Regions from separate parts of the Homo sapiens genome. Here region 1 is linked to region 2. A link is a loop called in an ENCODE intact Hi-C map of the cell type or tissue named here. Cell type or tissue: breast epithelium. All regions are shown on one strand. Each heading gives the region's core, and the rest is flanking DNA. Links, peaks and the distances in the headings are about the cores only. Region 1 has its middle 110 kb from the start of CFAP95. Region 2 has its middle 59 kb from the start of MAMDC2.

The links. Peaks named below come from ENCODE experiments on the same cell type or tissue, not always from the same donor. Only the 100,000 strongest peaks of a DNase experiment are listed, where the experiment ranks them.
Region 1: a loop joins it to region 2, with 27 times the contacts of the local background. A loop is called at or near these places in 2 of 110 quality-filtered maps.

Annotation. Positions count from the first base shown.
Region 1 is chr9:69,919,239-69,935,189 of GRCh38, reverse strand. No RefSeq gene overlaps it. Among named protein-coding and RNA genes, the nearest start is that of CFAP95, 110 kb to the right of the region's middle. RefSeq lists an enhancer at 10,553-11,283. In breast epithelium, for the core only: no CTCF peak of the experiment used is centred there; no DNase peak of the experiment used is centred there.
Region 2 is chr9:69,976,678-69,992,628 of GRCh38, reverse strand. No RefSeq gene overlaps it. Among named protein-coding and RNA genes, the nearest start is that of MAMDC2, 59 kb to the left of the region's middle. In breast epithelium, for the core only: no CTCF peak of the experiment used is centred there; no DNase peak of the experiment used is centred there; H3K27ac peaks cover 1,866 bases.

The sequences.
Region 1 (15,951 bases), core at 5,283-13,282, 58 kb after region 2:
AGCATGCTTTGCAAGATAGGTATGTTGTCAACAAATTCAGTTTTCTTATCTTTGAAAGTCTGTATTTCTCCTTCACTTTAAAAAAATAGTTTAGAGGTATATGTTTATTGGTTAACAAGGGTTTTTGTTTTCCCTTGAGCACTTTGAATATACCATTCCACTGTCTTCTGATCGCCATTGTTTTGACTGACAAATTGAATGTTAATCTTATTGAGCTTCCTTTATAAGGAATGAGATGTTCTTTTGCTGCTTTCAAGATTTTCTCCTTGTCTTTGACTTTTATCGTCTTTAGTAATGATATATCTGTTTATGTATTTCTTTGTGTTTATCCTATTTGAAGTTCATTGAGCTTCCTGGTTATATAGGTTATTGTTTTTCATTAAAATTGGGAGGTTGCCTGCCATTATTTATTTGAATATTTTTTCGTCTCTTCTCCCTCTCCTCTCCAATATTCCCTTTATGCATATATTGGTGCATTTAATGGTGTCTCATATTTATCTAAGGCTCTGTTAATTTCTATCCATTTTTTTCTCTCTGTTCTCCAGCTTACTTAATCTTTGTTGATCTATGTTTAAATTTGAAAATTCTTCTGCCATTTCAAATCTACTGCTGAGCCCCTTGATGTTGAATTTTTTTATTTCAATCACTGAACTACTCAGTTCTAGAATTTTCATTTGGTTCATTTTATTTTTAAGAGACGTAGTCTCATTTTGTTGCCTAGGCTGGAGTGTAGTGGTGTGATCATAGCTCACTGCAGCCTCACAATCCTGGGCTCAAGCAATCCTCCCACCTCAGCCTCCTAAGTAGCTGGGACTACAGCTGCATGCCACCATGTTGGGCTAATTTATTTTTGTAGAAATGGGGTTTACTGTGTTGTCTAGGCTGATACTGCACTCCTGATTTCAGGCAATCCTTCTGCTTTTTCTTCCCAAAGTGCTGGGATTATAGGCATGAGCCACCACACTCAGTCTTTGGATCTTTTTTACAATTTCTATCTCTTTTTTTATATTCTCTATCTGATGCAACAGTGTCATCATACCTTCCTTTACCTCTGTAATCATGCTTTTGTTAAGTTCTATGAAGACGTTTTTTGTAGGACATAATAAATGTATTCCTCTTCAAAAGTTTAACCTGTTAACTACCTTGTTCTCTGTTCTCAAACCCAACTTTCTTGTTCTCCATGCATCCTTGCCACTAGTTACTGTAAACAACTTTCCCGTCAGTTCTAATCAATAACTCACATCTGTTCCCTTGGATACCCACTGTGCACCCATTCCTCCCACCAAAACCGCATGTCCCACCACTGTAACTCACATTCCCCTTCCCTTCCTTATTTGGGAAAATATTCACAAATAGCCAACCAGGTCAGTTTAGATTATGCAGTCTGACCCCAGCCCATGGGGGAGTGACACAGAGGTAGTGATTGCATTAGGAGTAAAAATCCCTGCTTTCCTCTGTTCAGTGTGCTCTTGCAATCGTGATTGACGTGAGCAGCACCCTTCTGTTGAAATAAGTTGCCTTGCTGAGAAAACTTTTGCCTGAGTGCTGGTTTCACTTTGCAGCACTGATCATTTATCTCCAACAAATATTGGGGCTCGTCCAGGATTCCCATTCTCCTCTGGGAACGGGGTCTCCTGTCACCTTTCATGAGGAGCATCCCACTGTCTCATTGCAGTGGCCTCAGGGTGAGGGATCAGGACCCACCCAGCGCAATGAATAAACCCAGACTCTCAGCAATGCAGGGAGAAAAAGGCTTGCAACAGCACAGAGACCAGGTAACTCTGTGCACAGGCCAAGGTAAGAAATGTCACTGGAGTGACAAAGTATTTCCTTGGTGGTCGGGATATTCTGGAGGTTGAAAGTGTGTGTGGATGATCACAAGCACTACTGCTGGCAGTGTGCTTGTGTGGATGGTACTAAGCACTACTGCTGTGCAGAGTGAGTGGTTCCTATCTGCGGTTCCGTGGTCACCTCATATGGCTTAGGGAGCATCCTGCTGTGGGGTTTATACTGGCACACCAATGTTAAGAGGGACCTAAATTCCCCTCAGGGAAGCGGCCAGAGTGGACACAGTGAAAGAAGGGTACAAGGAGCCTCCAGCAGGTGGGGCTAAAGGATAGGCAAGAAATCTCTAATATGAGGGATTGAGTCTCAATAAGCCTCCAGAGAAGGATAGGCAAGAAATCTCTAATACGAGGGATTGAGCCTAACTAGGACTCAACATGGGAAATACCCCAAGCAAGACAGGGAGTAAAAGGGATAAAGATAGCAATAAAGATATTCCCTCTGATAGTCCCCTGGGTCTCATGTTAAAATATTGGAAAGATAATGAGAGGACTAAACAAAAAGAAAAAGCAACAAATGATAAAATATTGCGGTTTTATTTGGACTCAGGGACCCATCCTCAAACCCTCAATCTTCTGGCCGATGTTTGGGTCAAATGAGGATGTGGTGTGTCAACTTCTGATTTAATATGTAAATGATAAAAGCCTGGTTTCTCAAGAAGAACTGGATTGTGCTCTTTGTTTGGAGTCAGGGACCCATTCTCCTTTTTCCTTAAAGACAACTAGGGAAAAACTCAATCTAGAATCTCAAAATGAAGAGTCAGAAAAGCCAGTTCCTGTGCCTAAAGACTCCAGCATATAGGATCCCCTAGACCATCTTCCCCCACTCAGTGCCCCTAACCCTTCCCCTCAGGCAGCTGCTGCCATCCTAGATCCTGATCCAGATCCTTCCCCTGCTCACATTATGCCTCCTCCTTACAATCCTGATTCTTGGGAACCATCCCATGAGCCTGTTACTTCTCAGCCCCAGTACCCTTCCCTAAAAGGACTCCAACATGATATAGAACAATGGAGAAATGCTATCCAAAATTTCCCATTTCCCTCTACATCTAAGGAGTCAGCCCCAACTCTCTTCCCCTTAAAGGAGGTGCCACAAGAATGGGGAGCTATTGGCTTTGTGAATGCTCCCTTAACCAGTTTGGAGATCCAAACTTTGACGAAGGAACTTAAGCCATTGTTTGATGACCCTTATGGGTGGCAGATCAAGTTGATCAATTCTTGGGACCTCAATTATACACTTGCGTTGAGTTAATGTCCATCCTAGGCATCCTCTTTTCGGGGGAAGAAAGAAGCATGATCCATAAGCCTGCTATGGTAATTTGGGAACATGAACACCCTCCCGGTAAAAACCTTCCTACTGCAGATCAGAAGTTTCCCACCCAAGACCCCTGGTGGGACAATAATAATGTGGCTCACCAGGAAAATATGCAAGACCTAAGGGACACGATAATAAAAGGAATTAGGGAATCAGTACCCCGAACCCAAAAGCTCTCTAGAGCACTTGATTGTTGTTTCATAACAGGAAAAAGATGAGGGGCCTATGAAATTTCTAGACAGACTAAAGGACCAAATGAGACAATATGCAGGCCTAAATTTAGAAGATCCCCTTGGACAGGGAATGTTAAAGCTCCATTTTGTCACTAAAAGTTAGCCAGATATTTCGTTACAAAAATTAGAAAATTGGGAAAACCAACCTCTGAGTGAACTCCTTAGGGAAGCTCCAAAAGTGTACGTAAAGAGAGACAAAGAAAAGCAAAAACAAAAGGCAAAACTCATGTTATACACTTTCCAGCAGGTGGCTCCAAACCCACACATTTCTAAATATAGCTTCCAGGGGGCCAGAAACTATAAAGGGTCCAGATCTCTGTTTAAAGGACACAAGCCTCCATCTAGAGGACCCCGCCCCTCATCTACCAGACCATCTAAAAAATATGGGGGAGCAAAGCTAAAGAATCCCAGGATTGAGACAGTGGAGAGACAGGATAGGTACTACAAATGTGGAACAGCAGGCCACTTCAAGAGAGAATGTCCTGAATTGCAAAGGCAGAAAGAAGCCCTACCACTCATGACTTTTGAGGAAGAATAGGGGAGTCAGGGGCTCTGTCTCTTTTGCTTCGAATCCCACCAGGAGCCCTTGATAAATTTAGAGGTGGGACCCAAACAGGAGCCTATCACCTTTTTAGTCAATTTAGGAGTGGCTCACTTCTCCATTTGTTTCCCTCCACCTAACATTGCCTGCTCTTCAGAAGAACTTTTAGTCTCTGGGATAAAAGGAGAAGGATTTAAGGCAAAAATCTTAGAAAGTACAGAAGTTAAATACCAAGATTGATTGACTCATATCCAATTTTTATTGATCCCTGAGGCAGGAACTAATCTATTGGGAAGAGACTTAATGCTAAAATTAGGCATAGGCCTACAAGTTCACCCTAAAGGATTTCTTGCCTCATTAAACCTACTCACCACTGCAGATGAAAAATACAGTAATCCCAATGTCTGGTCAAGGGAGGGAAACCTAGGGAAACTCCAAATCCCTCCAAGCCACATCAAGCTAAAAACCCACTGGGGAAGTAGTGAGGAGGAAAAAAATACCCCATTCCCCTAGAGGGCAGAATAGGGTTAAAGCCTATAATTGAAAGTCTTATTAAAGATGGACTCCCTTGTACCCTGTATGTCCCCTTATAACACTCCAGTATTGCCAGTCAAGAAAGCAGATGGGACATACTGACTGGTGCAAGATCTTAAAGCCATCAGTCAAATAGTCCAGACTACCCATCCTGTTGTCCCCAACCCATACACCATTCTCAGCAAAATTCCATATAATCATCAGTGGTTTACAGTAATAGACTTAAAGGATGCCTTCTGGGCATGCCCCTTGGCTAAAGACAGCTGAGACACATTTGCTTTTGAGTGGGAGGACCCCCATTCAGGGCAAAAACAACAGTATCAATGGAGTTCAAGGGTTCACAGACTCCCTAAACCTTTTTGGCCAAATCTAGAACAAGTGTCAGAAAAAGTTGTCATCCCAAAGTAGATATGCCTGGTCCAGTATGTGGGTGATATTCTTATATCTGGTGAAGATGTAAAAAAAGTAGCTGACTTCTCTACACATATTCTTAACCATCTGGAATTTGAGGGGCTATGGGTCTCAAAGGGAAAGCTTCAGTATGTGGAGACTGAAGTTAAATATTTAGGCCACTTTTATCAGTGGAGGTAAGTGAAGAATAGGGCCTGAGTGAGTTGAAGGCATCGTGTCCTTATCCCTGCCTCAAACTAAGCAAGGACTCAGAACATTTTTAGGATTAGTTGGATACTGCTGCTTATGGATTGACTCATATGCCCTAAAAAGTAAACTTTTATATGAAAAGCTTACCTAGTGGAAGCTGGACCATCTCCTGTGGACTTCTGAGGAAGCCGATCAGGTTTTTTAGCCTTACCTTCCCTAGAAAAGCCATTTCATCTTTTTGTTAACATAAATAACAGGGTAGCTTTAGGGGTGCTCACTCAAGAACCCAGTGGCCGCTGGCAGCCCATAGCCTTCCTATCAAAAGTTTTACACCCAATACCTGTAGATGGCCTCAATGTTTTCAATCTGTTGCAGCTACAGAAGTATTAGTTGAAGAAACCAGAAAATTAACCTTTGGGGGAAAATTAACTGTAAGCACACCCCACCAAGTTAGAGCTACTTTAAATAAAAAAGCAGGAAGGTGCTCACTGACTCCAGAATCTTGAAATACTGAAATTGAATCTTGAAAAATTAAAATATGAGGCTATTCTACTAGAAAAAAGATGAATTTAACCTTAACTACTGATAATTCACTCAACCCAGCAGGTTTCTTGACAGGAGACCCAAATCTAAAAAGAGAACACCTATGTTTAGATTTAATTGACTACCAAATGAAGGTCAGGCCAGATCTAGGAGAGACCCCTTTCAAAATGGGGCGATGCTTATTTATAGATGGTTCCTCCCAAGTAATTAAAGGAGAAAGGCATAATGGGTATTCAGTAATTGATAGAGAAACTCTTGAAGAAATAGAGTCAGGAAGGTTGCCCAATAGTTGATCTGCCCAAGTTTGTGAACCATTTGCCCTCAGCCAGGCTTTAAAACACTTACAGAACAAGGAAGAAACTATTTATACTGATTCTAAGTATGCCTTTGGAGTAGCACATACATTTGGAAAAATTTGGCCTGAGAAACCTCTTATTAATTTTAAAGGCCAAAATCTTGCCCATGAAGAGCTAATCATCCATGTTTTAAACAATCTCCAGTTGCCAGAAGAAATAGCCATTGTACATGTCCCCAGACACTAAAAAGACTTTTCCTTTACAAGTTGGGGAAATAACCTTGCAAATCAAGCAGCTAAGCAGGCTGCTGTTTCATCTGAAACACCTATCTTTCACTTAACTCCTTGTCTTCCTCCCCCTGCTGCAACCTCTATCTTCTCTGCTGCAGAAAAGGAAAAATTAATAAGAATAGGAGCCAAAGAAAACTCAGAAGGAAAATGGGTGTTACCAGATCAATGAGAAATACTATCCAAACTCGTCATGAAGGAAATCCTGTCCCATCTGCATCAAGGGACCCACTGGGGACCCCAAGCTATGTGTGATGCAGTTCTCAGGGTTTATGGGTGTTCAGGAACTTATACTGTAGCCAAACAGATTAAAGATAGTTGCTTCATATGTAAAAAAAAAAAACCCAACAAACAAGTTACAAAGAAATCGCCCCTTGCGGGGAGGGATCCAGGGCTAAGACCATTCCAAAGTGTTCAAATTGACTACACTGAAATGCCCCCAATCGGTCGCCTAAAGTACTTATTAGTAACAGCAGATCACCTTACTCATTGAGTTGAAGCTATTCCCTTTTCAAATGCAATGGCCAATAATGTAGTTAAAGCATTAACTGAAAAGATAGTGCCCAGGTTTGGACCAATAGAAAATATTGATTCAGACAATGGAACCCATTTCATAGCACATATCATTAAAAAGCTATCCCAAGCCCTAGACATTAGATGGGAATATCATACTCCTTGGCACCCACCTTCCTCAAGAAGAATAGAAAGGATGAATTAGACCTTAAAGAACCACATAACCAAATTAGTTCTAGAGACTCAGTTGCCATGGACCAAATGTCTTCTTATTGCCTTTTAAGAATCTGAGCTGCTCCTTGGAAAGATATTGGCCTTTCTCCTTATGAGATGCTCTAATTGCCTTATTTACACTCCACTGCTGGCATTCCTACATTTGAAACAAAAGATCAATTCCTCAGGAATTATATACTTGGTCTCTCCTCTACTTTCTCTTTTTTTAAAAACCAAAGGTCTCCTAGCACAGGCGCCGCCCCTGGAGTTCCCAGTACATCAACATCAGCCTGGGGATCATGTCCTCATCAAAAGCTAGAAAGAAGAAAAACTTGAGCTGTCCTGGGAAGGACTTCACCTAAGTGCTTCTAACCACTGGAACCACAGTCCTGATAGCAGAAAAAGGATGGACCCATCACACCTGAGTCAAGAAAGCACCACCACCTCCGCAGTCATGGGCCATTGTCCCAGGGGAAAACCCCCTCAAACTAAAGCTAAGTTTAACTCTCTTTCATCTATTCTATTACTCTTTCTTCTTTTCTCATTCTATTGCTGACCACCTTGTTATCAATGTAACTAAATCAAACTCCCCCAAAGTTATTACGTTTGATGCTTGTTTAGTCATACCCTGTAGAGATCTTCAAAGTCAAAGGAAACTCTTAGCCTTAGAAAAGTATCTCTGCCCCTTTAAAATAGAGGTTCCCCCTACCAAGACTCTTGCTCTTTAACAAATATAGAGAAACAGGTCTGCCATAGCAGGAATGATGTTCTGTGGACAACCAAATATCAAGGCTAGACCTCATTGACAGGTGGTTGTGTATCCTTAAAACCATACATTCACTTTACTAAAGAAAGCACCTCCAACCCCAATTGCCAGTATAACCAATGTAATCCAGTGCAAATTTCAATTCTCACTTCCACCTCTACCGACCCTAGACCTACTTTGAGCCGCTTCTACAGCATGGGAGCCAACTTGGCTGGCACAGACCTCATAGGGACTTTTGAAATGCATTTTATTAATCCCTCATCCTCTTCACCCCCTTTCCTCTCTTCTCCTTCTAAGCCTTCTTCTAATCAAACTGCTATCCCCTCTATACCCAATGATAAGACTAAGGTAGATATTGTAGAAGTAAATGATTTAAGGCAAACTTTAGCAATTGAAACAGGATATCAAGATGCAAATTCCTGGTTGGAATGGATCAAATATTCTGTCCACATGTTAAACAAAAGCAATTGTTATGCTTGTGTGCACGGCCAGCCAGAGGCCCAGATTGTCCTCTTTCCACTTGGATGGTCCGCTAGTCAACCAGGCATGGGCTGCATGATAGCTCTCTTCCAGGATTCTACAGCTTGGGACAATAAATAATGCCAAGCTCTCTTTCTGCTCTATCCTGAAATCCAACACCCTGCGGGTCAGCCCCCGAAGGCCATCCAGCTTCCATCTCCCAACGTCAATTTCACCTTGTGTCTCTCACAACAAGGGGAAAACTTGGCATTCCTTGGAAGCTTAACAGGATGCAGTGAGCTTAAGCCCTTCTAGAAGCTTACCCATCAGTCTGCCCTTAGCCATCCTCGAGCAGATGTGTGGTGGTATTGTGGCAGACCCTTACTGGACACTCTGTCAAGTAACTGGAGTGGTACTTATGCTCTTGTCTAATTGGCTATCCCTTTCACCCTGGCATTTCATCAACCAGAAAAAGAAAAAATGCAACACCATAAAATAAGAGAAGCCCCTTATGGGTCTTTTGACTCTCAAGTTTATTTAGATGCAATTAGAGTCCCACGGGGAGTACCTGATAAATTCAAAGCCCAGACCAAATAGCTGCAGGATTTGAATCAGTATTTCCATGAGTAACTATTAATAAAAATGTAAATTGGATAAATTACATCTATTATAAACAGCAATGATTTATTAATTACACTAGAGATGCCATCAAAGTAATAGCTGACCAGTTAGGGCCTACTAGCCAGATGGTTTGGGAAAACAGAATGGCCCTAGACATGATGTTAGCTGAAAAAGGTGGAGTTTGCATTATAATTAAAACTCAATGTTGTACCTTCATCCCAAACAATACTGCCCCCAATGGGAACATAACAAGGCCTTACAGAGACTTACCTCTTTATCCAATGAATTAGCTAAAAATTCTAGAGTTGATAACCCTTTCTAAGCATGGCTAGCTAGAAAGGTGATTTGGTAAATGGAAAGGAATCACAGCCTCAGTGCTTACTTCTCTTGCAGCCATAATAGGTGTACTCATTCTTGTTGGGTGTTGTGTCATACCATGCATCCATGGGCTAGTACAAAGGCTTATAGAAACAGTACTTACTAAAGCCTCCCTTAGCTCTCCTCCACCTTATTCAGATAAGTTGTTCCTTTTAGAGGATGAAGTCGAACAGCAAAGCCAAGACATCTTAAAAAGGTCTGAAGAGGAAGGACTATAAAAATTAAGAGGGGGGAAATTGTAGGATACAATAAATTTATTCCTCTTCACATGTTTAGCTTGTTAACTTCCTTGTTCTTTGTTCTCAAACTCAACTTTCTTGTTCTCCATGCCTCCTTGTCCCTAGTTACTGTAAACAACCTTCCCGTCAGTTCTAATCAATAACTTCACATCTGTTCCCTTGGCTACCTGCTCTACACCAATTCCTCCCACTGAAACTGCATGTCCTACCACTGTACCTCACATTCCCCTTCCCTTCCTTATTTGGGAAAATATTCACAAATAGCCCATCAGGTCAGTTTAGATTGTGCAGTCTGACCCCAGCCCATGGGGGAGTGACACAGATGTAGGGATTGCATTACGAATAAAAACCCCTGCTTTCCTTTATTCAGTGTGCTCTTGCAATTGTGATTGATGCGAGTAGCACCCTTCTGCAGAAGTAAGTTGCCTTGCTGCAAAAACTTTTGCCTGAGTGCTGGTTTCACTTTGCGGCACCGAGCATTTATCTCCAACATTTTTGGTGGCTATTTTGAAATACTTTCCTGTTAAATATGACATCTGGTTGCTCTCATAGGCAGTTTGTGTTGCCTGCTTTTTTCCTGCGTATGGATCATGCTTTCCTGTTTCTTTGCATAATTTTTTGTTGGAAATGGGACATTTTAGATAATATATTGTATTAGTTCATTTGCATTACTCTAAAGGAATACCTGAGGGTGGGTAATTTATAAAGAAAAGAGGTTTATTTGGCTCACCATTCTGCAGGCTGTATAAGAAGCATGGCATGAGCATCTACTTCTGGTTAGGGCCTCAGGAAGGGGAAGAAGGCATGTCACACATGAGAAAGGAAGAGGTGAGAGAAGGGTATGGTTCTTTTCAACTATCAGTTCTTAAATGAACTAACAGAGCGATAACCCACTCATTACAAAGAGAAAGTGACCATGCCATTCACGAGGGATCTACCCCCATCACCCAAGAACCTCCCACTAGGCCAAAACTCCAACAACATTGGGGATCAAGTGTTAACATAAGATTTGGAGGGGACAAACATCCAAACTATGTCATATACTGTAGCAATTCTGAACACTAGACTTCCCTCTCCTGGGCTATTATTATTATTTGCTTGCTTTTTTTTTTTCTTAACCAGCTGGGTTATTTTAGTGAAGTTTTATGTGAACACACATGCGCGCGCGCACACACACACACACACACACACACACACACACACACACATTGTTAAGCCTCCAATGTTGCTCCTCAGGGAGGCATGGCTTTGGGGATGGCTACAGTAACCCTGGGATGATAATAGGATTGGTAGGACTCTTTTTCTTTCCTTCCCTGACCACACCCAGCTATTGAACTCCACTAATTGCTGGCTGATTGCATTATTGTTTTAAAAAGTACCCTGGGGGCATAAATAGCTTTACAAACGAATTCACCCCAAATTGTGGTCCCTTTGAAGGAATGATTTCTGTGGTCAGTGCTTGATAATTGTTTTCACCCTATGAGGGCTCCTTCCAGCTGTCATATTCTGGTTCTCTCTGGTTCTCTCCTAGGCAACCCACAGTCTAGGCTCTATCTTCATTAACTTCACAAATGTGCCTCCCAAGTGCCTTTCACCACAGTCTCTCCACTGCTCTTGAGAGTGCCCTTTGGCTTGGGCTTCTCCACAGTGTGTTGCAAATGAAGTCAGTTTCCTTTCGAAGACATTGAGAGTTGTTTTATAGCTTGCTTCTTTCCCCAGGCAAAATCTCTAAGCCAGGGTTCTAGAGCTGGGGGTGAAGACAAAGACAAGTTGCTTTCTGAGTGACAGCTGTGCTCCAGGATCTGAGTGCTTGGTGGAGAGCAAATGCCACAGCCTGAGATTGTTTTTGGTGGCAAGGAACCACCAACTCATGAACTGCAGCAAGGGTGACTGGGGCCCCAATTCTTTTAATGTGCCTGTCCAAGGTACAGTCTCTACTCCATAAGTGGGGGATAGGAGGAAGGGAGCCCCCATTCTGACTGAACACACCCACTACTTAACCTCAGCAACAGATAGCTGTGGACAAGACGAGAAATGCTGAAGTCCTGCTCCTCCTGGGAAGAAAGCGCTCTCCACTGGGAGCTAGAGGGAGAGGGATCCCCATCTTCTTGGCTATGACAACATGATGCAAAGTCTATGCCTCATTAAGCTGGGAAAGGGGAAGGGGAGAGTAGTCTTGGTTCAAATACCAGAGACTCTCACATTTCTTACCAAATTGTTGTAGGTTTTATTTGTTTTGAGACGGAGCCCAGGCTGGAGTGCAGTGACGTGATCTCGGCTCACTGCAAGCTCCGCCTCCTGGGTTCACGCCATTCTCCTGCCTCAGCCTCCCGAGTAGCTGGGACTACAGGTGCCTGCCACCATGCCCGGCTAATTTTTTGTATTTTTAGTAGAGATGGGGTTTCACCATGTTAGCCAGGATGGTCTCGATCTCCTGACCTCGTGATCTGCCTGCCTTGGCCTCCCAAAGTGTTGGGATTACAGGCATGAGCCACCGCACCCAGCCTCTTTATTTATTTATTTATTTATTTATTTATTTATTTTTAGACAGAGTCTCGCTCTGTCGCCCAGGCTGGAGCGCAGGGGCACAATCTCGGCTCACTGCAACCTCTGCCTCCCGGATTCCTGCCATTTTCCTGCCTCAGCCTCCTGAGTAGCTGGCACTACAGGCGCCCTCCACCACGCCTGGCTAATTTTTTTGTATTTTTAGTAGTGATGGGGTTTCACCAAGTTAGCCAGGATGCTCTCGATCTCCTGACCTCATGATCCACCCGCCTCGGCTTCCCAAAGTGCTGGGATTATTTCTTCATTTGCTGTATGCCTTTAGGATCATTTCCAGAGGCTTTGAGTTAGTTTGCTTTTAATAATTTTCACCAGTTTCTCTGTGGAGCAAGCTGGCAGAGCTCCTCACACAGTAATGCAGGAAGTTCAGCAACCCTTCATTTTAATGGATTTATTCATTGCTAACTCACAGCAGAATGGCTATGGAGTATATGTCATTAATGCCTAACGGATTTGCAGCAACTAGTGGCATAGTATGGGATCTCCAACTAATAATAAAAAGATGCTTATGGTGAAATGGTGATTTGCTGTGGTGAGATCACAGGCACTAAGAGAAAACAACCCATAGAAGGTTTGGGTTTGTCAGTAATAGGATAGACACTATACAGTAACATAAATGATTAAACATCAGAAACTCAACCTATGGTATACAGGCTTTGAAGAAGCTGTAAACCAATTAGTCTTTTTATCTTTCAGTAACAGCCTGGAAAACTGGATTTTAATTCAAGCTCAGCTTGACTTCTGAGCTATGCAGAATAAGAGACGTTGGTGATATAAAATGGGAAAACAGTTGATTAAGTCTCATCTGAGTTTTAAAAGCTAAATGCTTGGAAATGCTCTAGTCATTTAAAATAATCACGTTTACATCTATCTTGATGAAAATGAGGTAATGCTGAAGCTCAGAATGATGCTCAGCTCTGGAAGGTATTTCATATTGTACAAAATCTTCCGAGAGGTGCTGAGCAGAGCAGCTGCTTAATCAGGAATATTAAGAACACAGAATTCTTTTGTTGCAATTGTACCTTTTCTTTTATTGATAGAGTAAACTCTGTAAAATATTTGAAGAGATTTATTCTGAGCCAAATATGAGTGACCATGTCCTGTGACACAGCCCTCAGGAGGTCCTGAGAACATGTGCCCAAGGTGGTTAGGATACAGCTTGGTTTTATATATTTTAGAGAGGCATGAGACATCAATCAAATACATTTAAGCACGACATTGGTTTGGTTCAGAAAGGTGGGACAACTCAAAGCGGGGGATTCCAGGCTATAGGTAAATTTGAACATTTTGTGGTTGACAATTGGTGGAGTTTATCTGAAGACCTGGGATTAATGGAAAGGAATGTTCAGGTTAAGATAAAGGATTGTGGGGACCAAGTTTTAGTGTGCAGAGGAATTTCTCAGCAGACTTTAGAGAGACAGTAGGTTGTAAAATGTTTCTTATGGGACTTAAAAGGGTGCCAGCCTCTTAGTTAATTATCTCCTGGATCTGGAAAGAAGGGAGGAAAACAAAGGGGGAAGGGGATTCTCCAGAGAATGTGGATTTTTCCCCACAAGAGACTTTGCAGGGCAACTTCAAGATATGGCAAGGAAATGTATTTTGGGGTTAAATATTTTTCCTCGTCTCATAACGTTATGCCAAAGTCAGACTGAAAAGTCAGTCACAATATATAGGGTCAAATAAAACCCATCTGACAAGAATTTATGGTTCATAGGGCATGACTCCCTAGACCCCTTAGGTAGGAATTTGAGCAAGAGAAAAATCAGAGCTTAGTCCTCACTTTGATGCTAAAATCTAAGAATCACCAATGAATTTTAAATTTAAAAAGGCTATGATTTCTAAAGATGTTTCAGGAGGAAGAGAAATGTAGTGTGCTCAAATACATATTCTTAGACTTTCAACACTAGGATTCTTTTCTCTCTCTTCATGTACTTAAAATCATTTCCATAATACTTTCATATCTTCTATGCAGAATATATGAGAACAGTAGGGGATCCCAGCATTTACTTCATTGGTTTAGAACTAAGATTTCTCACCCTGCTGCCTGTGGTTACTGAAAAGGCTCACTTTCCCCAGAGAATAACTCCCCCTGCATCTGTGTCCAGAGCCAGCATGAAATAGTATTAATCTAGATGGCTCCCATTTTGTAAATCACCTTTTGAAACTTTTTTGAATTTATAAACACCATATTAGTTTTCCTTGCACGTACAAATCAAGTAATAATGTCAATGAAGTCATATACATGCTTATTATGTACTAGAATCTGTTCTAAATGCTTCATGTATATTAATACATTAATCATCACAACTACCTATGAGGTATGTGAGGCACAAAGAGGTTAAGTAACTTTCTCAAGGTGACACAGCTGGCAAACGGCAGAGCTGAATAAGCATAGAGTGGTTCAAACAATAAAGTCACAATGGCTTTAGGGTCTCCCCCTCTCTCTCTCTTTCTCTCTCTATCCTTACTAGTTGTCCGTATTCACATACAGGCATATAAGGATCGTGTTACTACCGTGGGCAGATAAAAGTAATGCACCGAGTTGATCGCAAAAGATTTGCGTGGGCATCTTAGCACTGCGAGATGGGTTTAAGGCTGGGACAGCTGGACCAACAAAAATAGAACCAGATACTCAGATGTGTTTGGACATTTCTATTCAAAAGCAACTTTAAGTCATTTACCAGGAATGATCCAAAGTCATTTATACAGGAGCAATAAAAACAAAAATTTGAAACTCTACCCCAACACACATATCACTCCCCAACTCCATTCAAAGTCACCAATTTCCAGTTCAGAAAAACAATCAAACCCCAAAGCAGCTCTATTGGCACCAAGACCTAATCAAGAAGATTGGCTGTGCAAAGAAATGATCAATCATCTGTCAAGAATCAGTACTTATTAATGTGGGAAATATCATTTAATTGGCCATTTGGAGTTGCAGACCTGGCAGCACCTGGAATTATCCTTCATATAATTTAATTAACAATAAGCTCTTGAAGGAGCAAAAATCACATCTCACACATCTTTGTATATCTCTTCGTGTCTGACACACAGTAGGCAATCTAGAAATATTTATTAACTTGAGTTGATGCCCTAAATGCTATAAAACGTTAGAGAAGTACATCGTGTGCAATTTGTGATTATATTCACATTGAAGATCTCGACATTGCATAATTTGAGGAAATCACTTCCTCTCTCTGCACATATATTTTCTCATCAGGAAAATGAAGAATTGGATTGTAGGATCTCTCGGGATTTATTCTAGCTCTAAAAGCCTAAATTCAGATCAGCAGTCTATGTCCCAACATGGGGAAGATTGAATGTCAAGTTCATGTTCTTATTTGTCTTAAGATCTGAGTTAAATTTTATCTCTGAAGTAGAAGGTAGCAGGGATGTGGTGGCTGACTTATCAACAGTGAGATTTACACATTTTTTCTTATTACAAACCACAAGCCAGTCAATGAGGCAATGTCTATATATGTAGTGAAGAATGGAAACCCCTGAGCTGTGAACCCCTATCCTGTACAGTGTATGCTTTTTGGACCTCCAGTTAAAAAGAAAGGAGAAAACTCACATCCTCCAGTAGAGGGAGCCAGATTTAAACATTAACCAGACCACAGTTTATTCCGTGGCACTGTTTGCTGCATCTAGAAAGAGAAAACTTGTATTTTGATACAGAATCCTCATTTCTGGGTCTTACATAAGTAAAAACTGTTTATGAGACCAACACTAATTCTCCAAAAGCTTTTTCTCAGTAAGAGATATTTTTCTTTACCCTTCTCTATTTATTTCATCAGAAGTGGTAGCAGTTTTATTAAATGTTTTAGCCTGTGGTTATCTGAGTTCAAATTCAAATAAAACATACAGATCTCTGAAGGTGTTACTACAGCTTAGTTATTTCTTAAAGTGAGGATATTTTTATTAGTTCTTCATTGTGCACTGCTTACAGGTCAAGAGAAAAGTCCATTAAGAATAGCATTTTGGTTGAGACCAGCCTAGGCAAGATG
Region 2 (15,951 bases), core at 4,882-12,881:
TATACACAACTTTTTAACATTATGCATAAAGCACAAGTTTATTGCCCCCAAATTTGGAACATATAGATAAAAAAGAGAAAATATAATTCCACCACTAAAATAGAATCTCTGCTAATACTTTTGTATCTATCTCTCCAAATTTATTGCTTTAGCTCTCACTTTCTCTTTACACATAACTATGCATTCACAGCCTCATTTTTATGATATGTACATTTATATATCCATACATATGTTAAAATAGGATCATACTTCACATACTATTTCTGAATCTTTTTATTCTTAACAATTGTGAACATTGCCCCTTGGGCTAGAAGCTTGATGAAGGTTGGGATTTTGCTTGTTCTTATGCATTGCTGTTTTCTTTTTCTTTTTTTTCCTGGTCTTTTTTTATTTTTTAATTTCAGTAGCTTTTGGGGTACAAGTGGGTTTTGATTACGTGGATGAATTGTATAGTGGTGAAGTCTGAGATTTTAGTGCACCCATCACCCGAGTAGTGTACATTGTACCAAATACGTAGTTTTTTATCCTTCATCCCCCTCACTCTCCCCCTTTCTGAGTCTCCATAGTCCATTATACCACTTTGTATGCCTTTGTGTACCCATAGCTTAGCTTCTACTTATCAGTGAGTTTTGGTTTTCCATTCCTGATTTACTTCACTTAGAATAAAGGCTTCCAGCTCCATCCAATTTGCTGTAAAATACATTAATTCATTCCTTTTTTAAGGCTGAGTATTATTCTGTGATGTACATAGACCACATTTTTAAAATCCAATCATTGGTGGATGAACACTTAGGCTGGTTCCGTATCTTTGCCACTGTGAACAGTGCTTCAATAAACATATGCTTGCAGGTGTCTGTGCTGTTTTCTTAGCATTTAGGCTAGTAACCTTCCTATGGTGGATACTCAATATCTATTGACTGAATGGATAACTATTCAGTCATATAACCTTCCTATGGTAGATACTCAGTAAATGTCTATTGATTGGATGAATATAGTTTCATACGAGTCAAGTATAAATATTTATGCATGTGGTATATCAATATATAATACAGTATAAATAAACACACAAATACAATTAGTGTCCTAGTTCTGGCATCTGTATGCGCTAATCCTAACCACCCCAGGTCAAACGCTGCCCTTCTATCAAACCCTCCTCAGGCTTCCCTCTGGCTCTCTCCTTCCTCCTCTCAGTGCTTCCTCAGACTTCCATAGAATATTCTTTACTTCTTTTTGGCACTTAGCACTTTCCATCTTGCTTTATACATATTTAGTCCATGTTCCTCTGTCTTGATACAGTGCAGCTTCAGGGTGGCATCTTTGTTCAGTTTATATTTGTAATAATAACAAAACATAATTCTATGTATGTATTATTTAATGTGTGTCAGGGACTATACTAAGTGTTATATGTCCATTATAACCTTTAATATTCTAAATAATCCCATAAAATTGGTATGATTATCTTCATCTTATAGATGAGTTATCCGAGCCTTAGAAAGCCAAAGTGACTTGCCCAAGGCAGAGATGAGCCTCATGCTCAAGGCTGTCTGATTCCAGAATCTGTGCTTTGGATCCACTATCTCCACAGCCTCCTTGCCTATCATCTCCCACTCCCAAGTCATTTGCAACAGTGCCTTGTGTAGATGGTAGTAGATGTCCAATGAATTCTTGTTGAATGAATAAATGAAACATAGATAACAATTGAGCATGTGTTGGTTACTAATGGAAGTGTAAATCCTGAGACTGAGATGTTTATGTAGCTTGGTGTGGGGTCTCAGAGGGAAGTAAAAGCACAGATTTGGGGAAATAGTCCAAAGTGGTTCATGGAATTTTCTCCTATTTGATAGCCAGGAGACATGAGCACAGTGAGTCTTTGTCTAGACAAAATTCAAGACAATTTGGAAGGAGATGCCAGTCCAAACACAAGTAAGAACTTGATGGGAAAAATGGTGCTTCTTCAGAAGGGCTGATGTGGTTGGGAGTAATAATTGAATAAATAAAAAATTGGGGACTTAGAATAGGAAAAGTGAAAGTGAGAGTTAAATTAACAAATAATTAGAAATGAGAACATTGGGATAGTGTCAAAAGGAAGGGAAATACAGGGAAAATTCTAGAATCTTGAAGTAGTCAAAAGAAACTTGCCACACTATCAGAATGAGTCTTCATTCACTATAAAAAAATGGAGGGATTGACATTGTAACAATTTTCTTTCCAGCCCCGCTAGCTTTGAAACTATAGCAGACACTTCCAGAGCTCCACCTGTATCCCCTTGGCCCTTACTAGTCGGTCTGACTTCAGGAGACCAGCACCTGCCTGCCTCTGCCTGGAGCCCACGTGGGTCACAAACCCAAAGGGTGAGAGCATTAAGCCAAGCAGCCCTCAACCACTCACTGGCAGGAGCTGGTGGGTAAATACCCCAGACCCCTTGCCACTCTGATAGAATAACTTGGAGGTACACATTGCACACTACCTCCCAGAGCTCCCCAGAGAGAATAGACTTCATTGCCCCGTGGGAAATTGCTTGATACATATATTTTCTATTGGCTCCTTTATCTTCCCTGTTTCACTTTCTCAATACTCCATCAGTATGTCCTGGGATCACTTCCCAAATAAATTACTTGCCCTGAAATCCTTGTCCGAGAGCCCTGATTCTGTAGGAGGAAGCAGGACACTCTTTAGGAGCAGAACATATACATAGATGCCCCTTACATCTCTGCCTTCTCCCATATGGCAGCTCCCCATTTAGGAATGTTAGCGGAGAAAGGCAGTTAAGAGACCAAAGTCTTGACAATACAGAATGTGAAATCATTTCAGAGTTTGATTCCCTCCTTTTAAAAAGACAAGCCAAAATTAAGTAAGCCCTATGTTTCAGAGCCCCAGCCCCAACACATTTTCCCAAAGCTTTTTTAAAAATGTAGGTCTGCAACTAAATGATATACAGAAAAACCCAATGGTCATATAAGTTTAGGAACTGTTGGGTTAAACAAAGTCAAGATTTTTACAGCAGGAATTTTTCTGACCTTTTGTATGCTAATGAGGTACTCAACATAGCCAAAAGGGGGTTACAGTATGGACCATCAACCAGATTATTTGTTCATGAACCTCTGAAGGGGCCAGCGGGCCACAGAACACACAGAAGGAAACCCTGCCTACCTCCAAAATAATCCATAGATAGCCCATTTACAGTTCAGTCTTGTCTCTCAATTCAGCCCCAACTGCAACCACCCTTTCCTCTTTCTGCCTCCATCTGTGGCCCAGGCTTCAAAACAAAAAGTTCTCAGAATTCTTGAAACTTCTTTGCATGCTGCCTGGAATACCATCTTCCACTTTCACACCTGGTGAAATCCTCTTGGTTGATCTTTCCAAATCCACACAGAGATTACTTGCTTTGAGCAAGTTTCCTCAACAACCCTCTTATTCACCTTTGTGTTCCCATGATTTTGCACAGGACCTAGAACCTACATAGCAGATACTTGTGTGAATGAATTAAAGGAGCATGTGAGTGAAATGAGGTATAAAGAAGTGACGTTGGACAAATCATTTATTTGAGTTCAAAGCAAGGAATAGAATGTGGTCCTCTCATTCATAGCCCACGTTCATCCTCTCTCCACATCCCAGAAATCAAAGATGTTATTTGGAGAATTTGATGATTCTTTTTAAAAGTTGTGGTAAAATGTACATAACATAAATTTTACCTTCTTAATCATTTTAAGGGGACAATTCAGTAATATTAAGTACACTCACATTGCTATGCAAACAATCTCCAGAACTCTTCATGTTTCAAAGCTGAAACTGTGTATACACTGAACGACAACTTTCCGTTTTCTTCTCCCCCAACCCCTGACAACCACCATTGTACTTTCTGTCTCTAATCTGACTACTCTCGGTACCTCACATCAGTGGAATTATACAGTGTTTGTCTTTTTATGACTGGCTTATTTCATTTAGCATAATGCCCTCAAGATTCATCCATGGTGTTGCACATACCAGAACTTCCTTTCTTTTTTAAGACTGAATAATATTCCATTATATGTGTATCCCACATTCTGTTTATCCATTCATCCATTGATGGGCACTTGGGTTGCTTCCACCTTTTGGCTATTGTCAATAGTGCTGCTAGGAAGATGGCTGTACAAATATCTCTTCAAGACCCTGATTTCAACTTTTTGTGTGTGTTTGGTGACTCTTTTTGGAGCACACTGAAGTTTTAACATTTTCCTTTACAATCAGAAGGGTGCTAAATAATAACCTAAACTCATGCTTGGTTAGCTATTGCCAGAAGCATAAAACCAGCAATTACAAAACACTGTGTCAGTTAGGACTTTTTGATTACCTGTGACAGAAAACAACTTGCAACAGCCAATGAGGAGATTTATTGGAAAGGTTTGATGATATCTTGTGGTACCCAATGAAGTGTCAACCCCACAAGAAGAAAGGCACTCCTGGGCCTTAGGAACAGCTGGAACCATGTGCCCTCTGGATCCTCCATCTCAACATCTCCTCTGTGCTTGCCTGCTCCATTTTTCTCACTGCACACTGGCTCTACCTAGAAGAAAAATGGCATCCAACTCCCCTTACTTTTGCATCTGTGGCTACAGCCTCATAAAGAGACTGGACCAATTCTTTCTCAGTCCCAAATCCAATATCTCATGGAAAAGACTCATTGTCCCTATTTTTGTTAAGCTCCCATTCTACCAATGTTGTCTCTAGGAAGGCATAGTCAAATTGTACAAAACGGCTGCTCCCAGTTCCAGGGGATTGATATGCATATTGGGGAGGGCAGGCAGGTACCAAAATGTCACAAGTACTGAATGACCATAAGTCTACCAGTGCCTCAGTAGAAGGACCACAGGATGGAAGGCAGTGGGGTGAGAAAGTCTCCAAACACCCACATCCCTGATGAACACTCCCATGAGGTAAAAGGGAAGGGATTTTGCAGGCAGCAGTGAGTTCTGGAGTAGAAAAACACATTAATCAAAATCCTGTCTCATCAACTAAATGAATCCACAGATAATGAGGCAGGGAAAAGGCCTGCTAGCCCTGAGATCTCTTTAGACAAGGTTTTTGTGTCATGTGGCAAGTCCAGCAAGAGACCTGAGAAAAGGAAAAGGAAAATTAGGGTTCCCACATTATCAAGCAAGGCCAGAGGCCAAAATTAAAAGGAAATAATAATGACATCCAGAAAGATCCTGGACTGTAACATTTCCAGGAGAGAACACCCAGGCTCAGGTACCTCTGAGACATCTTATGCGATAATGAGTTGGAGAAATGCAGCTGGTCACAGGAAGTGGAAAGAATAGACTAAAACTATTGCTAGGAATCAAAGCTAAACCCCACATCACTAAAGCCCTGTCTCTAGTAAAACGTTTCTCCTGTTTGTTCATTGATTCTGAATGTTAAGTAAGTCTTTCCGGCAGTGGTTCCAGGGTGCTGAAGCAATGACTCTCAGACAGCAAATGAAAAATGAGGGCTGCAAAGTTCAGGCAATAATAGAAAATTAAATCTTAACTGAGCTGCTGTAAATATCACAACCAGAAAACAGAGTGCATCAGCAAACTGCGCTGGCAGGGAGGGTAATGAATTTCTCCTCTCCGGGCAAAATTTATCAGTGGTGCATAATAGAGTATTCTCGGGTTTGGAGGTGAGGAAGGGGTTGATGAGGAAAGAGGGAGAAAGAAAAACAAGCGATATTTGTAAATTAAAGTATCTCAGCCAAAGCCAACAGCCCAGCTCAAATGACCCTTCTATAGTAACTCACCTAATGCAAACTTCCACAGCCCATAAGCTGTATCTCTTGCACTGCACTCAGCATTTTAGGTTATCTGTAGTTATTTGTAGATATGTTTTATCTCCACAATGAGATTATGAACCCCTGGAAGGCAAGGGAGAGGAATTGTTTCCTTTATCCATCTTCATGTACCCCACCACATCCAGAAGAACTAGTATTTATTGACTCTTTCAACGTGCGATGCACCGTGTGAGATATTGTAGTGTCATATTCCCATGAGGTCCTTCCAAATACCCTGCAAGGTGAGGAGGACTATCACATGATACCAAAGAGGAGACTGGGGCTCAGAGAGGTAAGTAATTTGCTCCAATTCACACCATGACAGAGCTGAGATTTGAACTTAAGTCTACTGAATTCCAAAACCTATATTCTTTCCTACTCGATATACTACCCAGTTGGCAAATAGCGATCCTATTTTCCAATATGCATGCTGATTTCTCCAAACCACATCCTGTGGCAGATGTTGTACATATATTATCTCAATTACTCTTCACCACAGCCCAGGAGTTTGGTAGCATTATTAGCCCTATCTCGCCAATGAGAAAACTGAGGCACAGAAAGGTTGACAAAATCATCTAAAAATCGAATGGCTTATAGTAAGTGGTTGCATGAAGATGCTGACCCACCCTGCCAGACTCCAGAGTGTGTGCTCTTAGTCATCATCCTATGTTGATTTCAAAATAAAAAATAAACACACACACACACACACACACACACACACATCCCACATCACATGTTTTGAGCAACTCCTTTGTGCTAGGCTAGGCAAATTTTGTAATTTAACCCTTATTACCATCCTCATAGCAGAAGCAAGTATTCAATAAAATATAAAATTAATGAATAATGGAAGATAAAAATAGAGGTGCAACTGTTATCAATTGCTAAATTAAAAAAAAAAATCCAGAGACTCCTCTGTGTTTGCATTGGTAACACTATTGGCCACAAGCTATGGAGGACCAGGGGAAATAAATGAGTATTAGAAACGAAGACAAATAAGGGCAATCCAGACAATAGAAAGGAAAGGTTTTCACTTGAAAAATGAGTGTTCTATAAAATCAATAATGGCCCATCCTAAATGAGACAGGTCTCCTTTGTTGCAATAGCATCTTAAATGAACTGTTAGAAAATCAGCATTTACAAATAAAACAACAGAAATCTCCAAGTTAGACTCAATTTTATATCAAAAACATAACCCTGTTAAGTGGATGACAAATCTTCTACAGGCTACATCCAGATGAATTAGATAATGATAATGGTAGCCTTAGAAGAGTAGAGGGACTCAGACAAAAAATAACAATGCCCTGTAATCCCAGCACTTTGGGAGGCCGAGGCAGGTGGATCACTTGAGGTCAGGAGTTCGAGATCAGCCTGGCCAACATGATGAAACCCTGTCTCTACTAAAAATACAAAAATTAGCCAGGTGTGGTGGCACATGCCTGTAGTTCCAGCTACTTGGGAGGCTGAGGCAGGGGAATGGCTTGAACCCAGGAAGTGGAGGTTGCACTGAGCTGAGATCACACCATTGCACTCAAGCCTGGGCAACAGAGCGATACTCCATCTCAAAAATAAATAAATAAATAAAACAATGCCTTGGTTCTACTCTGGCTTTTCCAGCTTTCTCAGTCATTTGTGTTCTCCACCAGTTGTTTCTCTGCCACCCTAGAGGTAAGCATGGCCATAGAACTCAGTTGGGCCAATGAAGTACGACCAGCAGTGATGTGTCACTTTCAGGCAGAAGCTTAAAGAATCAGTGCATGTGCATGGTTTGCAATGCTTTCTCTTCTTTTGTCATGATGACGGATGATATTCTAGAAGGCATTTGTCTGTCACCCTGCATCACCGAGTATAGATGACAAAGAGCAGAGCCCCATGCTAAGCCACAGAGGAAACTACATGAATGAGGGGGAAAAATGTTGTTTTAAGCTACTGAGATTATTGTTGTTTATTATTGCAGCATAACAGCCCAATCTGATCAAAATATGAACCTCTAACCCTGGGTAAGTCATTTTATCTGAGTAGGTATCAGCGTCCTCATCTGCAAACCAAAGGAATTTGCCTAAAAGAGGGGTCATTAATCTGGGAACCCATGAGTGGGCTTCACAATGACAATGAATCAAAAAAAGGTAAGAGTGTGTATACATGTGGATGCGTGAATGAGAAAGAGAAAGGGTGCCATGGCATGTGCCTGTAGTCCCAGATACTTGAGAGACTGGGGCAGGAGAATTGCTGAAGCCCAGGAGTTCAAGAACAGCCCAGGAAACTATAGTGAGACCCTGTCTCTATTTTTTAAAAAGAGAGAGAAAGATAACAAGCAAGACAAAATACACATTTTTCTTGAGAGAGGGTTTATAGCTTCTTCAAATTTTAAGAGGGTCTGTGTTATTAAAATTAGGTTGAGAGCCTGAATAATCTTTAAGGCCATTTCCAGCTCTAATGTGCTTTGTGGCTTCTATAGCAGGAAAAAAAGTAGTTAATTAGGTTCCTCTATGATCTGGTATTTCAGGACTTGCCTTGGGTCAGATTTTATTAAGGTTGTTTTCCAATAATTGCGTTTAAGAGTTACGCTTAACAGAATTACAAATATCAAAATCTCAGGAGGTATTCCTGAGTAAAAACAGGGGATTCAGAGTAATTCTTTTAACCGAAGAAGGAGAGGTTCTTCAACAATTGAAAACAAAGACCCAGATTCCATTTGGCAGGTAGGATAGAGCTGGATCGACTCTTCATAGAAAGAAGGGGGCACTCCTCCAAAAGCATGTCCCCACACATGCGCGAGTGTGTGAAAGGCCAGAGTGTAATACTTCAGCTGAAGGCCATGGGCTCTTTTTAACATGAAGGCAGTGGGGTAGACACAGTTCATAGAGAGAGCCTGAGTTTTATGATGGGCATCTGCAATCTGAGTTCAAGCCCAGAGTTACGAGAGTATTTCAACATGCTGTTGGGCTGGTTTTCTCATCTATAAAATAGGGACAATAATATTCAGCTCTAAACGGAAGAGTCTCTGCAGCAAATAGATACTACATGCAAGGTTATTGAGGAGAGTTTCATGAGGGACTATTTACAAAGGTGTGCACAGAGTTAAGAGAAACCAGTGAGGCGTGCTGAAGCCTCTGGGACTGGTTAAAGCAGAGAGCCTTTTATCATTCCCACAGCTGAAGGAGCAAGAGAAAGAAGGGTTACTTTAAAAAGGAGAGAGCCATAGCTGGAGCTATAGGAAAGGGCTACACAAAAGAGCCCTGGCCTTCCAAGAGAAACAGATACAGCTCCTCTTGGCCCAGCAGGGAGACAGCCAGAGGGGAAAACACTTTGATCATTTTCTCTTCTCATCCTCCCGCTGGTGCCTCACCTTGGCCAAACCCAAGCAAAAAGCAATGGGCAAGGGAGCCTGTTGACATGGTCATAAAAGTCAGTCTCCTGTGGCAGAGAAGGATGGAGAAGGGTGGGGAGAGGATGTGGAGAAGAAATGAGCATTTGAGCCTATAGAATGCTGAAGTAGGCTTGGCCATGCCATATCACTATTGGTCAAAGCCCATCTCTGCTCTTTGTAACCAAGCATCTTGCCAGGCACAGCTGATGAATTCTAGTTCCTTCATAATCTGAATCTGACTTCCTTTCCATCGTAGTGCCCACTGTTCACTTTCATCTACTCTGCAGAATTACTATGGGAAAAACACATTTATGTACATTATCACTAATCCTCTTAACAACTCATCAGGTAAGCATTATTTTCCCATTTTCATGAAAGAATAAAAGCTCAAATAAGTGGATTTCCCTTACCCACCATCACAGACCTGCTATGCTGAAGAACAATAATTCAAATCCAGATCTATTGGACTTCAAGGTCCACATTCTTGTCCTATCCCACCCTGCAAGGCTTTTAGTCCTAGCTTTGATTCTAATTATTTTGTACCCTTCATAAGTCTCTCACCTTTCTGGGCCTTTTGCTGTTTTATGAGAATGATTTAATTGTACCTTTCCATGATATTGTTGGGACAAGATGAATGTAGTTTCCAATGACTGTGAAACTATCTACCTGTTTCTATTCTTTGTGAATCTTGCAATGATTACTTTTTTTTTAAATGAGACCCAAGCATTTTCTTTGATTTGGAATTGGAAATGTGTCTGCCTACTCTTAAGTCAACAGAAAGCCCCAGAGAGAGGAGTTTCTAGCTATCTATCTATCCTATCTGTCTACGCATTTGCAGATTTCTTTCTACATCTGCTCTCCGAGACCTCAGAAGCATCTTCTCCTTACAAATTGCTGCCAAAATGTCCTCTACATTAATAGTAAGTTTCTGGAGTCACCATCATCATTAGCCTATGATATTTAAGGCTAGTTTAGTTGCACATTCTAAGCTCTAAAGTAGTCAGAAACCTAGAAAAAGGAGTCTATTTTTTCCTATTTCCTGGATCCCAAGTGTGTTCAGGTGGCTAACATCAAGCAGGAGAAAGGCAAGCTTCTGTGACCCAGGAGCTGAGCTGCATCAGAGAACCATCCTTCTTTCTAGAACAAAATCTTAAATCAAGCAACCCTACAGCACAGGCCCTTCCCCCACCCCTGAAGTATAGGTTTTCATCTTAGACAAAGGAAATAATTGGATTCCTGTACTGAGCTCTGTGATCTACTGCTGCCAGCTGCATCACTGTAAAACCATTAACTCCTTGCTGAGCATTTTATCTCTGCAACAGGAAGAGGTAAAAAGGAGATACACATTGTTTAGGCCAAGTGAAAGGAGAATATTTTTTAAGTGGTGCAGTGTAGATCCCAGTAACATGGCATCCATTTCAACCAGCCTGAAATTATGGACAAGCTTTAAGGATGAAAGCCAGAGAAATTGGAAGAGAGCAGATTTCTGCCTTCAAGAGCAACCCGTACATCACCCAGGGGTTGTAGGGCGTCTAGAATTCCAGCATGAGCTGCGTTTTTCCCTCCCTTTGACTCTTGGCTTCCACATTCTTCTCTAATAGGTCATAGCCCTTCAAGTGAGAAATGAAGCCAGTCACTCCACTTCCTCTGACTGCGTTTGTGCCTCTATGCACTGGGGCTTTAAATGTTCATGAGATCCTCTCTCAGTGCAATGTCAATTAAACACCTATAGCTGGAACAGTAGGGGCTGGAAAAATGCCAAGGCAGATACAACTGAGACTCCGTCCGGAGAAGCCTTCAACAGAGCACTTGGAATTAATTCATAAGAAAAGGTTATAGGTAAATGAAAAATACTGACTGACAAATAGGAGTAACTTGAATCTACCCCTCCCTGGGAACCATGCAACAGGAACCCTCACCAGGCATCTCACTGCAGTTATTTGTAATTATCTTTCATATGAAAACAAGGCCCAATGAAAATTAACTCTTCCTTTCAGCTTAATGATTTAAGGCTCAGTCAGATTTGGGGCTGATGAGAAAGCCTTGAGGATGTGGCTAAATATGAATCTCTCTCCAAACTCTCTTAGACTCTCCCCCAATGTTACCTATGCAACACACACTTGAGTCATGGAAGTCAGGACAACTTCTCTCTCAAATAGTATGTTGGATCCACACAGACAATAGATCCAACAAAAGCCCAAGATTGAGCAAAATAGCTAAAGTTTGAGGAATATCTTTGAGAGCCTCCTATTTTTCTATTCCAACCTTTGCTGCATAATCCTTCAAACTTAGAGATAGCACCTTGTCACTTCTTTTAAACGTTATTTTTCAACCACTTTTGGTTAAGACAATTGAGGTTAGCACCTCTGTTTGAACAGCTGCTAACTATTAGTAGAGGAGAGATTCCTCTCTGCTCCTGGGGGGGACCCTGGAAAACAGCCTTAAGTCCCCTTTTCCCTTTAATGAGAGATAGTTGACCTTGGCCTTGCGTCCTTTTGCTCAACTCTTCCTTTCTAACCTTCTAAAAAATGTTCAAAACATATTTCATTTGGGAGGTTTTCACAAAGAACGTGGGTTTGCCTGGCCACCCTCTTGGAGTTGCAATATTTGAATTTAAGGAATTTTGGGGGAAGAGGACTTACAGATGAAGAACTTGGAAACCAGCCTCAAAATGACCGTCCCATATTACATTAGCGAGCACTAGTCACCATTAGGGATTTTCACAATCACCATGAAAAGAAAGAGCCACAAAAACCGAATGTCAGCCAGGAAATAAGCAGGTTACATTTGGGCAGATGGTTAATATTAGGAGGAAGGATATCCAGATTCATGATTTTCTTTTTCCTTAACAGCAATATCAACAAAACAAGGCAACCTTTCTCGGGCATTTGAGGTGAAAACTCCATGGCGTTCATATTTAGGATTTGCTCATGGCTAATTTCTATCAGCCAACTATTGTCTATTGACCATCAACACATGGCTAGATTGTTCCTTTGATGAGACATATTTTCTGCCTAACGGGTTGTTACTCAGTTGCTGGATTCTAGGTTCATTGGGGTTATTAAAATTGTTTCTTGAGTTTAGCAAAATAAAACATTGCACTTTGGTTTTCACTTTTCCTTCTGAAGTTAATTAATGGTTTTTAAATGTCCACTCTGATTTATAACTATGAATAGTTATACACAAACAATGTTAGGCTGATAGTAGTCTTTTTATCCCAGTCTATGAAACCATTGGTTGACGCAATAGTTCACATCTGCTGAAGGAATGAAAAGCATTTCCAGAATATTCTTTGCTTCCTCTCCCTGTGTGGGTACTTGGGATAGTGTAGAAAGTGGAGGTATCACGATGGGGAAGAAAGAAAAACTGAAGAGTGGAGGGAACTCATCCTTCCCTACACCTCTGTGCCAACTTTCAAGCCCAACTCTGCAGTGAATGTCATCTTCAAGGCCATTTGTTTATTTAGATTTGCCAAATGATGGGTGATTTCCCCCAATGGTTATAACTATGAAAAGAAAGAAAAATCTCAGAGAGCCAGGAAGCATTAAATCTTTCACATACTTTCATTAGACATCTCTACCTGGATGCCACATAATTATACTAGAGTCCAGTCATTTATAATGTGAATATGTGTAATTTCATAGTGCCTACTTTGAGAAAATACAGAGGGCACCATCACCACCACCTTATACACCCAGAAAAGCATAATCTTTGGTGCAGCATGTTTCCCAAAACATAAACCACCAGTTTCATCCATGGTCAACTTATGACAGGCTGACTAGACCCAATACAACTAAAATCACTTATTGAGAAACATTGAGATTTAAGGAACTTAAAGGCAATTTTGTCTAGATTATACTGCTGCCTTAGTGCCTTTTGAACCTAATCCCACATAATTGGTAACCTCATTATATCCCAAAACTGAACCCATAACTTCTGAAGCTAATGGACTTCTCCCTTGTGCTTCACTCTTTCATCACAAGTGCCACCATTTCCCCAACACGAGCTTGGGAACTTAGAATCCTCATTAACTTAAGCCATTCCTGCATGAACAAAATTCAGTTTGGAACAGGCATACATGCAAGAGACTGTGCTAGATGTTGCGGGCGATAAAAGGAAACATGTACAACAGTACCTGACCTCAACAAGCCTGAAATTGGGTAGAGTGAGACACATGTACACATGAAAAGTCAGGTAAGGGCTGAATGGCTATGGAATTCACTCTGGGCATGGGTGAAGGGGAAGACCTTGGGCAGCAAGGTAGCCATGTAGAATACCATGCAGACACCACCTTGCAAGCACGATAAGAGCAAAGGTTGAGACGTATGCAAGAGACCAAGAGAGCTATCTCCAGGTAAGCAGCAAGGCCTCCGAATTTTGCCTTCATTACACTCTGTGCAGCTGTTCCTTCCTTTCTCTAGTTTTTACTGCCTGCTCATTCCAGGTTTGAATTGTAATCATAGCCACTGTTAGCGTTCATTGAGCACTACAATGTGCCAGGAACTGTTCTAAGCACTTCATATATATATTTTATTTATTTATTTATTTATTTATTTTGAGATGGAGTTTCGCTCTTGTTGCCCAGGCTGGAGTACAATGGTGCAATCTCAGCTCACCACAACCTCTGCCTCCTGGGTTCAAGCAATTCTTCTGCCTCAGCCTCCCAAGTAGCTAGGATTACAGGCCTGCGCCACCACTCCTGGCTAATTTTGTATTTTTAGTAGAGACAGGTTTTCTCCATGTTGGTCAGGCTGGTCTTGAACTCCTGACCTCGGGTGATCCACCTGCCTTGGCCTCCCAAAGTGCTAGGATTACAGGCATGAGTCACTGTACCTGGCCCCACTTCATATATATTTAATGTATTTAATCCTCCTCACAACTTAATAAGGTAGATAATATTATTATCCACATTTTACAGATGAGAAAACAGAGGCACAGAGAGGTAAAGAATCATGCCCAAAGTTAAATGCCCAGGAAATTGAAGACCAGCATTCTGTCCCAGTCCTGGTTTCAGATCCTAAACACTTATCCACCCAGTCCACGACTTTCCATTGCATTGCCTCCATAACATTTAAAATCTCAGATCTATCCTCCAAAGTACAACTCTCATCCACTCTCTCATCCCACTTATGAGTGCTTGGAACCTCTGTGTTGTCTAAGAGGTAAGGCTCACAATCTTTAGACTGGGAATTCAAGAGCCTAGCCTTACCATCTGCCTCTGCCCATCCTGCCAATATGGTTTTCTCACATATTCTCCAATAAGAGCCCTCTCTTCTCACCAGTAGGTCTGTTCATTGGCCCTGGAAGACATCCTGCGTGTTTATATCTCCTGGACCCATAATCGCAGATATGGCTTCCAGCACCCGTCAGATTACACCATGTTGTGTACTGAACAAAACTGGGCATCAACTCCAGCAGCAGGCGGACCAGGGCAGATCTGAAGGCCTGGCTTCCAAAAATGCAACCCAAGGTTAAATTGTAGTTAGACTACACTCTTCCTAATTCAAATGCCATTCATCATCAACTAAAATTGCCAAGTATAGTTTTGTTCCGAAATCAGAATTCCTGTCATTCTATGCTGCTATACAGTACTGTTGCAATTTTATTTTAACCTAATGCCAAACTTTGCATAAGTCCCTTTTCAACTTTACCTTACTAGCTTCTGTCCATTTTTCTCCAACCTGGGAAGATCTTTAAAATACTAATTCATTTTACTCACATAATAACATGGTCTTATCCACAAATCTAATAAAGATATTATTTACCTAGCCATCTATGTTGTTTAATTAAAAGTATCTTAATAGTATTTTGCCAAAGATAGCAGGGAAGACTACTTTTTTCTCAAAATGGCTGTGATGCATTAAATCAACAGCCATATAAATTGTTGATGATCCAGCCTATGTTTGTTTATCTTGCCTGCATAATTATCATAGGATGTTTTATTTAAAGATTTGTTAAATTTTTTATTTGCAGGATACAGATATATTCCTGATAATAAGCCTAATGACTTTAAACCCAAGTCACCTTATTTGGAGATAATTCTTGGTTTATCTACACGTGTTTCTGGTGATTATCTACTTTTCTAAGTGCTTGAAAACCACCCACTTGTTTAGTAATCTAATCAAAAATTTTACTGGCAATTTAATACTAAGTTTGTGCTTACTATAACACCCCTTCTAAAATTAGAAGGTGCCCAGCTCCATCTTGGGTGCCTTCCCTCTTTGCAATCATTTTCCACTTGAGCCCAGGAATTTGAGACCAGCCTGGGCAACATGGCGAAACCTCATCTCTACAAAAGATACAAGTGTCAACTTATCTACAATTAGCCTTTGGGATGCTGCGTCTGCACAGATTTGTGTCACTCAGCCATGAATGACACATGTTACACTCAGCCTTCACTACGTGTGGCTTTCCTCCCAGATTCTGTTTCTGTTCTTTCTTTAATTTTTTCTTTTTTCTTTTTTCTTTTTTCTTTTTTTTTTTTTTTTTGAGACGGAGTTTTGCTCTTGTTGCCCAGGCTGGAGTGCGGTGGCATGATCTCGGCTCACCGCAACCTCTGCCTCCTGGATTCAAGCGATTCTCCTGCCTCAGCCTCCCGAGTAGCTGGGATTACAGGCATGCACCACCACGCCTGGCTAATTTTGTATTTTTAGTAGAGACAGGGTTTCTCCATGTTGGTCAGGCTGGTCTCTAACTCCTGACCTCAGGTGGTCCTCCCGCCTCATTCTCCCAAAGTGCTGGGATTACAGGCATGAGCCATCAAGCCGGCTGTTTCTGTTCCTTCTAAATCTGGGTTTGG